Linked DNA regions of Homo sapiens: region 2 is linked to region 1. A link is a contact called in ENCODE Hi-C or POLR2A ChIA-PET data. All regions are on one chromosome and are shown on one strand. The core of a region is the stretch at or near the end of the contact, and the rest is flanking DNA. Distances in the headings are between cores, read along the strand shown.

Region 1 (6,559 bases), core at 2,296-4,795:
GGGCAAAGAGTACATAGATTAGTTAAGAATTTGTCAGCTGGGTGCGGTGGCTCATGCCTGTAATCCCAGCACTTTGGGAGGCCGAGGCCAGCGGATCACGGGGTCAGGAGATCGAGACCATCCTGGCTAACACGGTGAAACCCCATCTCTACTAAAAATACAAAAATTAGCCGGGCGTGGTGGCGGGCGCCTGTAGTCCCAGCTACTCGGGAGGCTGAGGCAGGAGAATGGCGTGAACCCGGGAGGCAGAGCTTGCAGTGAGCCGAGATCGCGCCATTGCACTCCAGCTTGGGTGACAGAGTGAGATTCCATCTAAAAAAATAAAAAATAAAAATTGTCTTGATTGGCTTGAAATTTGAACCTAGTGTCTTATCCTGTAGTGATTACCTCCCTCAAACACATGTAAATTTCCAACTTAATATCTTAGAAGAGTATTTGTGTCTTATTTTGGATAAACTTGAGTTAGAAATCTCATGGCAATTAAATTCTGAAATTTCTGATTGAGCCTATCTTAAGAGTCTATAATTTGGATGACCAATCACAGTTTGAATGGAAAATGGGGTCACTTATTGTTAAAGCCAGAAACAGAGTCAATATTTAGAAATTAACTACTTTTCTAAACCTCTTAACCTTGCATTTTCAGTTTTTGGGGAAATGTTTTAATCTATTCTAGGGACTAACTGGTGTACACTGGTTAAATGACTCGTCACTTGTCCAAATTATGTTAAGACTGGGGAGGGGTTGGCTTATGCATCTGAAATCTCATCTTGTTTTAGGAAGAATTGCTCTGAATATCTATGGACCTGGAGGCTAAGAAAGACATTCATGAAAGATTGACAAATCAAATCAAATCCAGAAGTATTTAAAGCAAAGGTGCATCAGGAGAAAGTCAGGCTTAACCTAGAAATTCAAGAATGATTCAACACGGAAAAATCTATTACAGTAATTCATTAGGTTAGGGGAAGGCAGTGTCGGGTGGGACCAGGCAAGGCCCTGGAGGAAGCAAGGCTCTCCTTTCCCACTTTAGCTTGGGCAGGGTGGGGCATACAGCCCACAGACACATTTCAACTTGAGTGTCATTCTGTACGCAACATCGTTCCTCAGTCTAGCATGGCTTGGCAACTTTAGCAGACACAGCAAAATCTTATTACACAACCAAAAAATTTTCACCTTCTCAAAAAGGAACAAAGATTTTCTTCTTTTCCCAAAATGAAAACTTCATAAAACATAGATGAAAGATATTAAAGCAGACACAAGTAAATGGAAAGATATCCCATGTCCATGCACTAGAAGAATGTTAAAATATCTATATCACCCAATGCGATCTACAGAATCAATGCAATCTGTGTTCAACTACAAGACATTCTTCATTTAAATAGAAAAAGAATCTTAAAATTAACATGGAAGTTCAAAATACCTCAGATAGACAAAAGAATCTGGAATAAAAAGAAAAGCTGGAGGCATCACACTACCTGATTTCAAAATATACTACAAATCTATGGTAAGCATGGTACTATCAAAACAGTATGGTACTATCAATAAAAGGGGCAGGGGAGAGACAGAGAGATGAACGAATGAGACAGACAGACATAGACAAGTGAAACAGAATAGAGAAATCAGAAATAAATTCACGCGTTTACGGTCAACTCATTTTTAACAAAGGCCCCAAGAACACACATTCGGGAAGGACAATCTCTTCAATAAACTGTACCAGGAAAACCCAACACCCACATGTACAAGAATACATCTAGGCCATTACCTTACCATATACAAAAATCTACTCAAAATAAAGATTTAAATGCAGGACCTGAAACTATGAAACTACCAGAGAAGAAAACATAGGATAAAATGCTTCATGAAATTGGTTAGGACAAGGAATTTTCAAATAGACATCAACAGCACAAGCAACAAAAGCAAAGATGTAATTACGTTAAACTTAAAGCCTTTTCCAAAGCAGAGGAAGCAATCAGTATAATGAAGACAGAACCCAGAGAATGGAAGAAAGTATTTGCAAACTATGCATCAGGCAAGAGGTTAATACACAAAACATCTAAAGAATTCAAACTACTCAAAAGTGAAAATACAAATAATCTTATTTTTAAAAATCTACCCAAAACCTTTGTCCCCCACCATTTCCCCACCTTCTTTTCCTGACCGCATTTGGCCCTCTCCCTCTCACCACCCTTTCTCTTCCTCCATCTACCCCAAACTTTTTCACCGTTTTCTCCCTACCGTCATTTCGCAAAGCCTTCTCTACTCTCCCGCTCACCACGCTTTTCCCCATCCATCTACCCAAACACTTTCTCCCACCGTATTTTTTTTCCCACCGTATTTTCCCCCTTCTCCCTGGCCACCCTCTTTTTCCCCCTCCCGCTGTCATCACGCCCTTTTGCTCCTTCATATAAGCAAAAACATTTTCCCCCGTCTTTTCCCAAAGCCTTTTCCCTACTGCTGCTCACCACCCTCTTTTCCCCCTTTATCTACCCAAAAACTGTTTTCCTCATCGTCTTTCCCCCGGCTCCTCCTTGCCACTCTCCTTCCCTTCTCCATCTACCCAAAAACATTTCCCCACCATCTTTTCTCAAAGCCTTTTCCCCACTCCTGCTCACCTCCCTCTTTTCCCCATCTACCCCCCAAAATTTCCCCATCTTTTCACAAAGTCTGCCCCTGCTTCCCACTCGTTCTCTTCTCTCCCCTATACTGCTTGCCACCCTCCTTTTTGCCTTCCATCTACCCCAAACTATTTTCCCGTCTTTTCCCCAAACTTCTTTCCCTGCTCCCTCTCGCCACCCTCTTTTCTCCTCCTCCTTGTCACCCTCTTTCCCTCCTCCATCTACCCAAACACTTTTTACCTACCATCTTTTCTCCACCATCTTTCTTTTCTGCCACTGTTTTTTCGCAAAACCTTGTCTTCCTCCCGCTGGTTACCCTCTTTTTCCTTCTCCCACTTGCTATCTTCTTTTGCTCCTCTACCCAAAAACTTCTCTCCCCACCATCTTTTCACAAAACCTTCTCTCCCTACTGCTCGCCCATTTTCCCCCCCTCACCACTCTTTCCTCTTCCCAATTGCCACCTTCTTTTCCCCCTTCATCCACCCATAAACTTTCTACCCACCGTCTTTCTGCAAAACCTTCCTTCCCTCCCTCTCTGCACCCTGTTTTTCCACCTCCATCTACCCAAAAACTTTTTTCCCCACCATCTTTTCCCCATCGTCTTTTTGCAACGCCTTCTCCTCCTCGCTATCCTTTTTTCCCTTTGGCACTAACCACACTCTTTACCCACCTCTATCTATCCCAAAACTATCTTCTTCTTCCTACCCCTCCAGCCGCGCTGCAATGTCCACCGCCACCACCAACCGCAGCGAGGCGAGCCGCGCCACGGTGCCGCGGCTCAAGCCTCCAGCATACGACCTGTGACTCCTTTTCCTGGTCTTCTAAGCCGGGCACTGAGCAGCTCAATAGAAACACACGGAAACCTAAAAAAACAAAAACAAAAAAAACAACAACAAAAAAAACGTAACTCTGCTTCAGCATTATTTATATCCTGAGGTTATGCGCATGCCGGTTCCTAGACTGCATGTTCTGATTGGATGAGAGCAAGTCTTAAGACAACCAATCACAGCATGAAAATAAAGTCCAATCAGAGTAGGCCTAGAGGTTTTTCTCTCATCCAATCAGAACATGTAGTCCAGGGTCTCCTAACCTCAGTATATAAAGCATGCTGAGGCAGCGGCGCGTCATTTCTGGCACTTATGTGTGGGTGTGGGGAGCTACTACGTACCCGGCTTAAAGAACTGGAAGGCTCCGTCACTTTTCGCCCCCTGGAGCCTGGAGCTTGGAGCCTGGAGCCTGGGGCACTCCCTCCCTGTTGGTGGTGGTGGTGACGGAGCGGTAGGAGGGAGGCTAGCAGCGAGAGCTTCTCCTGCCGGGCTGGAAGACAGAAAGAAGAGGCACCGCCGCGTGCTGGAGGCTGGAGCCGGAGCTTGCGCCTCCGCGGCTCGCCTCGCTGCGGTTGGTGGTGAAATCAGAGACCGCAGCTCGGCCACAGTGGTAGAAATGTGGTAGGGTAGGTGAGTTATCCAGGGCTGCACTGCCCTCTTCTGGGGGTAAGGGTTGGGTGTACTATAGGGGCTCACTGCCAAAGGCTACACTGCCTGTGGCATTGGACTGTTTGGGGGCACTCTCTGGGGTTGCATTGCTGGTGGTGGAATGGGGGGCTACACTGCCCGAGGTGGCAGGGGTGGTCGGGAGAGGCAGGTTGTGTACACTAACGTGTACTGCCAGTGGCGGTGGATGGCTTAGGGGCGTTGTCTTCTGCTGCACTGTCCGTGGCAGGGGCGGGTTGGGTGGAGTTATCTGGGGCTACAATGCTGGCAGTGGGGGGTGGTTTAAGGGCGTGGTCCGGTGCTGCACTGCCTGTGACTGGGGGTGCGCTATCAGGAGCTGCACTGCCCATGGCGGGGTGAGGGTGGGGCGGGTTTGGGGCGCTGTCTAGTGCAGCAATACCCGTGGCTGCGTCAGGTGGGCACTATCGGGTGCTAACACTGCCTGCGGCCGAGGAGTTGGGATGGTTTGGGGGGGTATTGGTTACATTGCCTGCAGCTGTTGGGTGTGCTATCCCAGGGTTACAGGGGGCAGGTTAGGGGTGCTATCGGGGGCTATACTGCCAGTGGGGTTGGTGGGCTGCAGAGGCAGCAGCGGCAGCGACAGCTGTGGCCTCCTTCCTCTTTCTGGTGGCCTCCATGGAAGGATGGAGTTCTTCTCTTCCCGGACTCCAGACTCTAGAGGGTGATCTCTTCGTGCTCATGCAATCTTGAGCACCGCAGGGCTCTCACACCCACTGTGGTTCCCTGGCCCGCGCCCTCACGCACGCTCTGTGTTGTGGAGACCATCTGGGACTACCGGGCAGGGAATAGAGGGCACCACGGGGGAGGGAGGGGGACAGGGCACTGTGGGTGGAGGCGTGAGGAATGGGAACCAGCACTTGGGTGGAGAGGGCTGGCTGGGTCTGAGTTTCTCCTACGCGGGCTCCCCGAAGAGCGCAGTGCCGATGGGCCCAGCAATTCCTGGCCAGCTGGACTTGGCCAGGAGCCGGTTTCAGTGAAGGCACTCACACCCAGCCCAGGCCCCAGTTCCTGGCCAGCTTTTGCCAGAAAGAGAGGCTGGACTTTGGAAGGTGGGTGTGAGTGCCTTTAATGAAATGGTCCCTGCCGCCCAGTGGCCAGCGTGACAAGGTGAAGCTCTAACACTTCCACTCCCTGCATCCTGTTCTAGGTTTCTCTGGCTTTGCCTGCGCAACTGCTCCCAGCCAGGCTGGAGGAGGAGGAGGAGTCACCTGTGGTATGCTGGAGCCTGTAGATGGCGTGGCTCTGCAGCTTGCCTCATGAGGTTGGTGGCAGCAACAGAGACTGCAGCTTGACCAGAGTGGTAGGAGGGCACCCGTGGGGGCCAAGTGATAGGAGCCTTGTAGGGTGGGCTGGTGCATTGAGGGCAACAGCGGTTGTACTGGCATCGGCGCTAGCGTTGGTAGCAGCGGCAAGTCTGGGGGCTGGGAAGGGGAGTAGGAGCGCTCACTTGCCCATCCTGTCCTGGGGTGGGGACGAACCTTAAGGTGCTATAATGCGGGCCTCAGTGGCAGTGGTGGAGGTGCATGTAGGGTAAGGAGGAGTCTTCCTCCTTGTCCTGCAATCTCTGGAGGGTGCCCTCCTCCTGCTGGCGCCTGAGCCAGGCATGAGTGGCAGCATTGTCTAATTCTTAACAAAATTCAGGGGGTGACTTTTTGTGTATCTTTTCGCTTGTTTTTTGTTGTGATACTCTTGGACTTAACTCAAATTTCATGAATCGAGGAAAGGATAAAAGGTATAATAGGCCTTCTAATTCACGCACCTGTTCTTTTTCCTTTCTTCCAGTCTGTATTTTCTTCTTCTTGTTCCTCTTCATTTTCTTTTGCTGCTGCTGCTTCTATTTGATGTTTCTATTCTTGTTTCTCCTCTTTTTGTTTTCTTTATGCCAAGCAATGACCTTAAACAACAAGCCCAAACTGAGTGAAAAATAAACTTGTCACTGTGATGTATTTTTAAAATAACTGGTCCCTTACTATGTTTTAGAGATGAGGAAACAAATAAGTCGTATAATTAGTTGAATAGCTATGATTTCATTATTGTGTTAACCCACTTAGGCCTAGTGTTCCATTATTGGAACGCTAAGCATGTGGGAGTTACTTATACTGCTCAAGGTCATTGACAAGGTCTGATTTTTCACTCATGCAAAAATTCAAAAAATTGCAACCTCTGGCATAAATGGGCTAATGAGTTGTAAGTAGTTATCCAAGGAACCAAAAAGTGAAGCATCACATAAGATATTGGTAGCAAAAGGCCATTTCATCTCTCTCAAATATTTGTCTGGAGCTATGTAAGAGTCACTGGGGTAATAAGTTCTAATTTATGAGATTATTAAGTGAACCATATTCCCTTCATTTTATTTCTCTGCAACCATTTTGAAGAGTATCATCATCTGCATGAGCAAACCTGGTTCATCACCACATTTTTGCAAGAGGCAAA
Region 2 (6,559 bases), core at 1,599-4,098, 110 kb before region 1:
GCTTCCCAAAGTGCTAGGATTACAGGCGTGAGCCACCATACCTGGCCAAAATTTTAAAATTTTGATGAAGTTCAATTTGTTTATTTTTAATTGCTAGTGCTTTTGGTGCCACAGCTAAGACACTATTGCCTAAGTTAAAGTCACAAAGATTCACATCTGTATTTTTCTCTAAGAGTTTTATAGTTTTAGCTCTAAATGTAATTTAGGTCTTTGATACATTTTGAATTTTTTTTTGTATGTGGTGTGAGGTGGGGGGTTCAACTTTTTTATTTTGCATATGGATGTGTGTGGTTTCCCCAGCATCCTTACTTTAAAAGACTCTTCTTTCCTCATTGAATTGTCTTATCACCATTGTTGAAAATCAATTAATCCTGAAAGTAATGGTTTATTTCTGGACTCTCAATTTTATTCCATTTATCACTATGTCTATCCTTACAATAGCACCACATCATCTTGATTACTATAGCTTTGGAGTGGAAATGTGAGTCTTTCTACTTTGTTCTTTTTCAGGCCTGTTTTGTGTATTCTGGGTCTCTTGCATTTCCATATGAATTTTAAGATCAACTTTTCAACTTCTGCATAGAAAGCAGGTAGGCTTTTGTTAGGGATTATGTTGACTAATTTGAGGAGGATTATCATCTTAATGATGTTATCCTCCAATCTATGAACATGGCATGTCTTTCTATTTAATTCTTCTTTAGTTTCTTCCAAAAATATTATATAGTTTTCAGTAAACAAGACTCACACTTTTGATTTTTTCTTCTTTTTTGAGACGGAGTCTCACTCTGTCGCCCAGGCTGGAGTGCAGTAGTGCGATCTCGGCTCACTGCAAACTCCACCTTCCGGGTTCACGCCATTCTCCAGCCTCAGCCTCCTGAGTAGCTGGGACTACAGGTGCCCGCCACCACGCTTGGCTAATATTTTTCCTTTTGAAATGGAGTCTCGCTCTGTCGCCCAGGCTGGAGTGCAGTGGCGCGATCTCGGCTCACTGCAAGCTCTGCCTCCCAGGTTCACGCCATTCTCCTGCCTCAGCCTCCCAAGTAGCTGGGACTACAGGCGTCCGCCACCGCGCCTGGCTAATTTTTTTTGTATTTTTGGTAGAGACGGGGTTTCACCGTGGTCTCGACCTCCTGACCTTGTGATCTGCCCGCCTCGTCCTCCCAAAGTGCTGGGATTACAGGCGTTAGCCACCATGCCCGGCCATTGGCTAATTTTTTGTATTTTCAGTAGAGATGGGGTTTCACTGTGTTAACCAGGAGGGTCTTGATCTCCTGACCTCGTTATCCGCCTGCCTCGGCCACCTAAAGTGCTGGGAGTACAGGTGTGAGCCACCATGCCCGGCCAAGACTCACATTTCTTTTGTTAAATTTATTCAATATCTCATTCTTTTGGATGTTATTGTTAATTGAATTGGATTGTTTTCTTAATTTCTTTCCTTTTTTGTTTTCTTTGTTTTTTTTTGGTGAGACGGAGATTTACTCTTGTTGCCCAGGCTGCAGTGCAATGGCGCGATCTCGGCTCACCACATCCTCCGCCTCCCAGGTTCAAGCGATTTCCTGCCTCAGCCTCCTGAGTAGCTGGGATTACAGGCATGTGTCACCATGCCCGGCTGATTTTGTATTTTTAGTAGAGATGGGGTTTCACCGTGTTGCCCAGGCTGATCTCGAACTCCTGACTTCAGCTGATCCGCCCGCCTCAGCCTCCCAAAGTGCTGGGATTACAGGCGTGAACCACCGCGCCCAGCCCCCCATCTCTACTAAAAAATACAAAAAATTAGCTGGGCATGGTGGCAGGCGCCTGTAATCCCAGCTACTCCAGAGGCTGAGGCAGGGGAATCGCTTGAACCCGGGAGTCGGCGGTTGCAGTGCGCCGAGATCGCACCACTGCACTCCAGCCTGGGCGACAGAGCTAGACTCTGCCTCAAAAAAAAAAAAAAAAAAAAAAAATTAGACACAACTCCAGGAAAGCAGGGAAGATCCCAAACTGACTACTAACATGATTCCATGGCTTGGCAGAAGAGAAGCTTAAGAGAAAATTGTTAAAAAAAAAATAAAACCAGAACAATTAGTCAAGAAAAAGAAATAAAGGGAACCCAGATTGGTAAGGAAGAAGCAAAATTCTTTGCATCTGCAGATGACATGGTTTTGTATATAGAAAATCCAAAGAACACACAAAGACAAACCAAAAAAACCTATTAGAGCTAGTAACAAGTACAAGTTTGCAGGATACAGGATCAATATACAAAAACCAATTACATTTCTATTGGAGTAGAGACGAGATTGCACCACTGCACTCCAGCCTGGGCAACAGAGCGAGACTCTTGTCTCCAAAAAAAAAAAAAAAAAAAAAGCACTTTGGGAGGCCGAGGAGGGCAGATCACAAAGTTAGGAGATCGAGACCATCCTGGCTAACACAGTGAAACCCCGTCTCTACTGAAAATACAAAAACAAAAACAAAAAAATTAGCCGGGCGAGGTGGCGGGCGCCTGTAGTCCCAGCTACTCGGGAGGCTGACGCGGGAGAATGGCGTGAGCCCGGGGGGCGGAGCTTGCAGTGAGCCGAGACTGCGGCACTGCACCCTAGCCTGGGCGACAGAGAGAGACTCCATCTCAAAAAAAAAAAAAAAAAAAAAAGGAAAAAGAAAAAAAAAGTGACAGAAAAAACGCTCTCTGCAGAGGAGAGAGGATTCCGAGTGGATTGCGGGGTTACAGCTGAGTTCAAAAGCTTTTATCAGAAACTCTTATCTCTAGCAGTTTGAGTCACTTCTCTTATCAGTAAAGCTGTCTGTGCAATTCCCCTTCTGTTACGCAGCCGTGGGTATGTCTCTAGGCCATCACGAATTCTGCTTTTCTAGTTTGTATTAACTGTGGGTTTGTTTTAGGTAAGCCCCCTCCCCATCTGTGCAAGTTTCCACCGTATATATGCCTGAAAAAAGGGAAGAAACTTTTTTCCTGGGAGCTCACTAAGTTGCTTATCTGTGCGCAGGTGCAGCCTGAGGTTTTTTGTTTTTTTTTTTCCCCAAGGTTGTTTCATTTTTGCCTGTTGCTGTAACTTTTCAGGCAGGTTGCTTCTGCAGTCTGCATTTTCCCCAACTGATTTTTTCCTTTCCTTCTTCTCACAGTGGCTCTCATCTGGGGTGACTTTGCCTCCCTGGGGATGTTTGGCAATAATATCTGGAGACATTTTGGTTCTCACAACTGGAGGGCCGTGGATGCTACTGGCACCTAGTGGTAGAGCCCAGGGAAGCTGCTAAACATCCTGCACTGAACAGGACATCCCCACAACAAATGAATTATTAGGTCTAACGTCAATAGGGTGGAGGTTGAGAAATCCTGCTATAAATCTCGTTTAAATCCGTGAGGATGTGGGCTTTTGAAATAATAATAAATAATTTTAATTTGATTTTCTGTGGTTATATTGCCATCCCTGGGACATGGAGGCAGAAGGTCTATTTGATTAGGGAAGGGCAGGGAGCAGGAGAAAATATCAAAGAGCATCTCAGTCGAGTACCACACAGCAATGAAAATGAATGAGCCATAGACACACACACCACACAACAACCAGATAACCTTGAACAAAAGAATATACAGCATGCGTTCATGTACATAAAGTTCAAAAACAGGCACAACTACTTTACTGAGGAGATTATAGCTGGACAGTAACACTACCAAGAAAAGCAAGGATATTATTGCCATAAAAGTCAGGGTAATGATTACCTCTGGGTGGCGAGTCAGAAAAAGGATACCAGGAGACTGGCATCATTCCATTCCTTGAACTTTTCATTTTCCTTTAAATAGTGCATTTTGTTTTATGAACTTCTACGTATGTTTCACAATTAAAATATAAAAAAAGGGGGACATTAGTTAACATTCAAAAATCTCATCCTCCTAAAACAGAAAGAGTCCCTAAGTGGAAAAACAGGTGAATTACTTTTCTTTTTTTTCTTTTTTCTTTTTTTTTGAGACAGAGTTTAGCTCTTTCCCCTAGGCTGGAGTGAAGTGGTGCCATCTCGGCTCACTGCAAACTCTGCCCCCTGTGTTCAAGTGATTCTCAAGCCTCAGCCTCCTGAGTACCTGGGATTACAGGCACCCACCACCACGCCGGGATAATTTTGTATTTTTAGTAGAGACAGGGTTTCTCCATGTTGGTCAGGCTGGTCTCAAACTCCCGACCTCAAGTGATCCACCTGCCTCAGCCTCCCAAAGTGCTGGGATTATAGGTGTGAGCCACTACGCCCAGCCAAACAAGTAAATTTCAAACGAAGTCTGGGGTTTAGTTAAGTCATGTACCAGTCGTAATCTCCTAGTTTTGACACATGTACTACGGTGATGTAAGATGTTCACAACTGGGGAAACCGGGACGGGGGGAAGGGTCTCTCTAAATTATCTTTGCAGTGTAGACCTAAAATTCGTTCAAAATTAAAAGTTTCTTTAAAAACAAGTCTCTAACACATTTCTAAATGTTTCCCTCTAACCTTTGGTCTTTTTCTCAGCTTTCAGTTTATCAACTTTTGATGATACGAGTAACAACGCTGGGAATAACAGCAGCTAATGCTTAAAGCAAGGCTAGCCCCACAGGCTGTGCTTCTGCTGTTGCTATTATGGAGGATTGGGGAAGTGCAGCAAAGTCTGAAGAAACAGAAAAAACAGCTACTCAGATGCAGTCACTATTTCACTGAGGCATGTTGCCGTCCTCTTTTGGTTTCTCTGTACATTTTAATTTGGCTTACACCATTTTGTAACCTGATTTTAAAAAAACTCTAAACATCGCCGGGCGCGGTGGCTCATGCCTGTAATCCCAGCACTTTGGAAGGCCGAGGCGGGCGGATCACGAGGTCAGGAGATCGAGACCATCCTGGCTGACACGGTGAAACGCCGTCTCTACTAAAAATACCAAAAATTAGCCAGGCGTGGTGGCGGTTGCCTGTAGTCCCAGCTACTCGGGAGGCTGAGGCAGGAGAATGGCGTGGACCCGGGAGGCGGAGCTTGCAGTGAGCTGAGATCACACCACTGTACTCCAGCCTGGGCGACAGACTGAGACTCCGTCTCAAAAAAAAAAAAAAAAAAAAAAAAAAGAAAGAAAGTAAATAATTAGACCAAGGTAGGAGGACAGAACATTTTTCTTTTTGTTTCTCCCACTTGACCATCTGAGGATTCTGTGCGTTCTCATTTTGGCAAAATTCAACAGGATATGGTATTGGCTCAATGTTACTCCTGCCTCGGGCAGCAGAGATGTATATGGCACCAACTCAGCAGCCAGCAGGAAAAGCCGTCTGCCCCACCTCACTCCTGCACAATCGCTCCTGGGGACATCACTACAGTACTGCCCGTGTTCAGTGTCCAGCTGAGAAGCACATCAGAGCCCACTCTGTCTGTTCAATGATCCTGTTTATTTGACCCTTATGACAAAAAGCGTGGAGGGGGCAAAATTCTGTCGCCCACAGCAAAATGTGGCATTTCCCTGGACATTGGAGTCTAGAACTTGGTAATTTAAGTTTGATTTATTTAATTTTGAATGTCACCCAGACACCCACATTGGTACAAACGTCATGGCAGGGTCAAGGGTCCCAGGTTGTTCAACAGCCACATCATCAGCTTTTTGCAAGAGCGGCTGACAACAACAGCGATTTCCCCATATGCAGGCTCAGGTCCGGCCCGACGGGGCTCCAGAGGCCTTACCTGCATCTGAACCTTGTGCCCTAAATTGAGCACCACACATTTCACAGCCCAGAAATCAGCTGATTCAGCTTTGTTGGAGTCTCTGGACTCGACCTTTCTCCTATAATCTCTAAGCTTGTTTTTAATAAATGTTTAACTTCTTGATTAATTTCAGTGATTTCTGAGGGTCATTTTTCACAGCTCAGATAATGAGTTCTAAATGCTTGCTGGGCTGTCCGCTCACTCAAAACTGTAAACGCTTCAGGTTGCTTTTTGTCTCCCTAATACTCTCCCTTATACTCTCCCTTATGTGGGAATGAAATTCAGTCTTTATTCTTTCTGCCATCTGCATAATTGCCAGCGTTTAAAGATGCTTGCTTCTCTCTTTCATAGCCACTGGGAAAAAAGTGTTTGTTCGACCTTCACTAAATTCGTATTTTTCTGGTGTCTTATGCTTATTTCTTGAAAAGTGGCATATAATTAATTCTTAAATGTTGATTTTTTCACTATACTGCCTTTTCTTCAGCAATTTACCTGTTTTTCATTTTCTTCCTCCCCATCCACTTATCCCAGGGAGAAAACTTTTCATCCACATCTTTATTCCATTTGCTTTTTAAAAAGCTTTCTGGTTCTTTGGAAGAAGCAAATGTGATCTGCTGCCCTAGAACCCAAGTGGTCTCCTTTGTCATTTTGTTTGAGCTCTGTGGGTCACATTCCCCATCCTCTGTTCCTGGGTATTGGACTTCGTGGCGCCACATAATCCTGTAATGGAACCACACTTAAAAGCCGGTGGATTCCTCAGAGTATGACTGCTCTCATGCAGTCCCATTACCAGCATTTGTCAGTACAGGACTGAGACAGCAAAGCTACCAGGAGGATATCTGAAAGTGGCAGGAAAGACCA

The links. A loop is a pair of places that touch in the nucleus more often than their neighbours do. ChIA-PET counts read pairs that join two places held with the same protein, here RNA polymerase II (POLR2A). Pooled maps may share reads with other maps.
Region 2: a loop to region 1 is called in a map of PC-9, with 7 times the contacts of the local background. The contact joins the enhancer-like site here to the promoter of PCAT7 in region 1. A Hi-C loop is called at or near these places in 6 of 168 maps with a recorded cell type or tissue (Caco-2, HepG2, OCI-LY7 and 3 more) and 6 of 50 pooled maps. POLR2A ChIA-PET finds 5 or more read pairs at or near these places in 8 of 52 experiments (A549, BJ, Caco-2 and 4 more).

Annotation. Positions count from the first base shown.
Region 1 is chr9:94,552,069-94,558,627 of GRCh38, reverse strand. It overlaps PCAT7 (prostate cancer associated transcript 7), which reads right to left and starts at 3,545. Exons shown (of 3, transcript NR_121567.3): 1 at 3,283-3,545. LOC124902218 (a long non-coding RNA gene) reads left to right here and starts at 3,739. Exons shown (of 2, transcript XR_007061674.1): 1 at 3,739-4,069; 2 at 5,274-6,559. RefSeq lists enhancers at 1-18, 3,344-4,006, 4,671-5,333.
Region 2 is chr9:94,665,685-94,672,243 of GRCh38, reverse strand. No RefSeq gene overlaps it. Among named protein-coding and RNA genes, the nearest start is that of FBP1, 29 kb to the right of the region's middle. RefSeq lists a silencer at 2,723-3,017 and an enhancer at 3,005-3,144. Within about 2 kb of position 2,848, at least 13 of the 41 ENCODE cell types and tissues checked have a DNase peak (open chromatin) inside an H3K27ac peak, as active enhancers do; they include PC-9, where a contact is called at or near this core.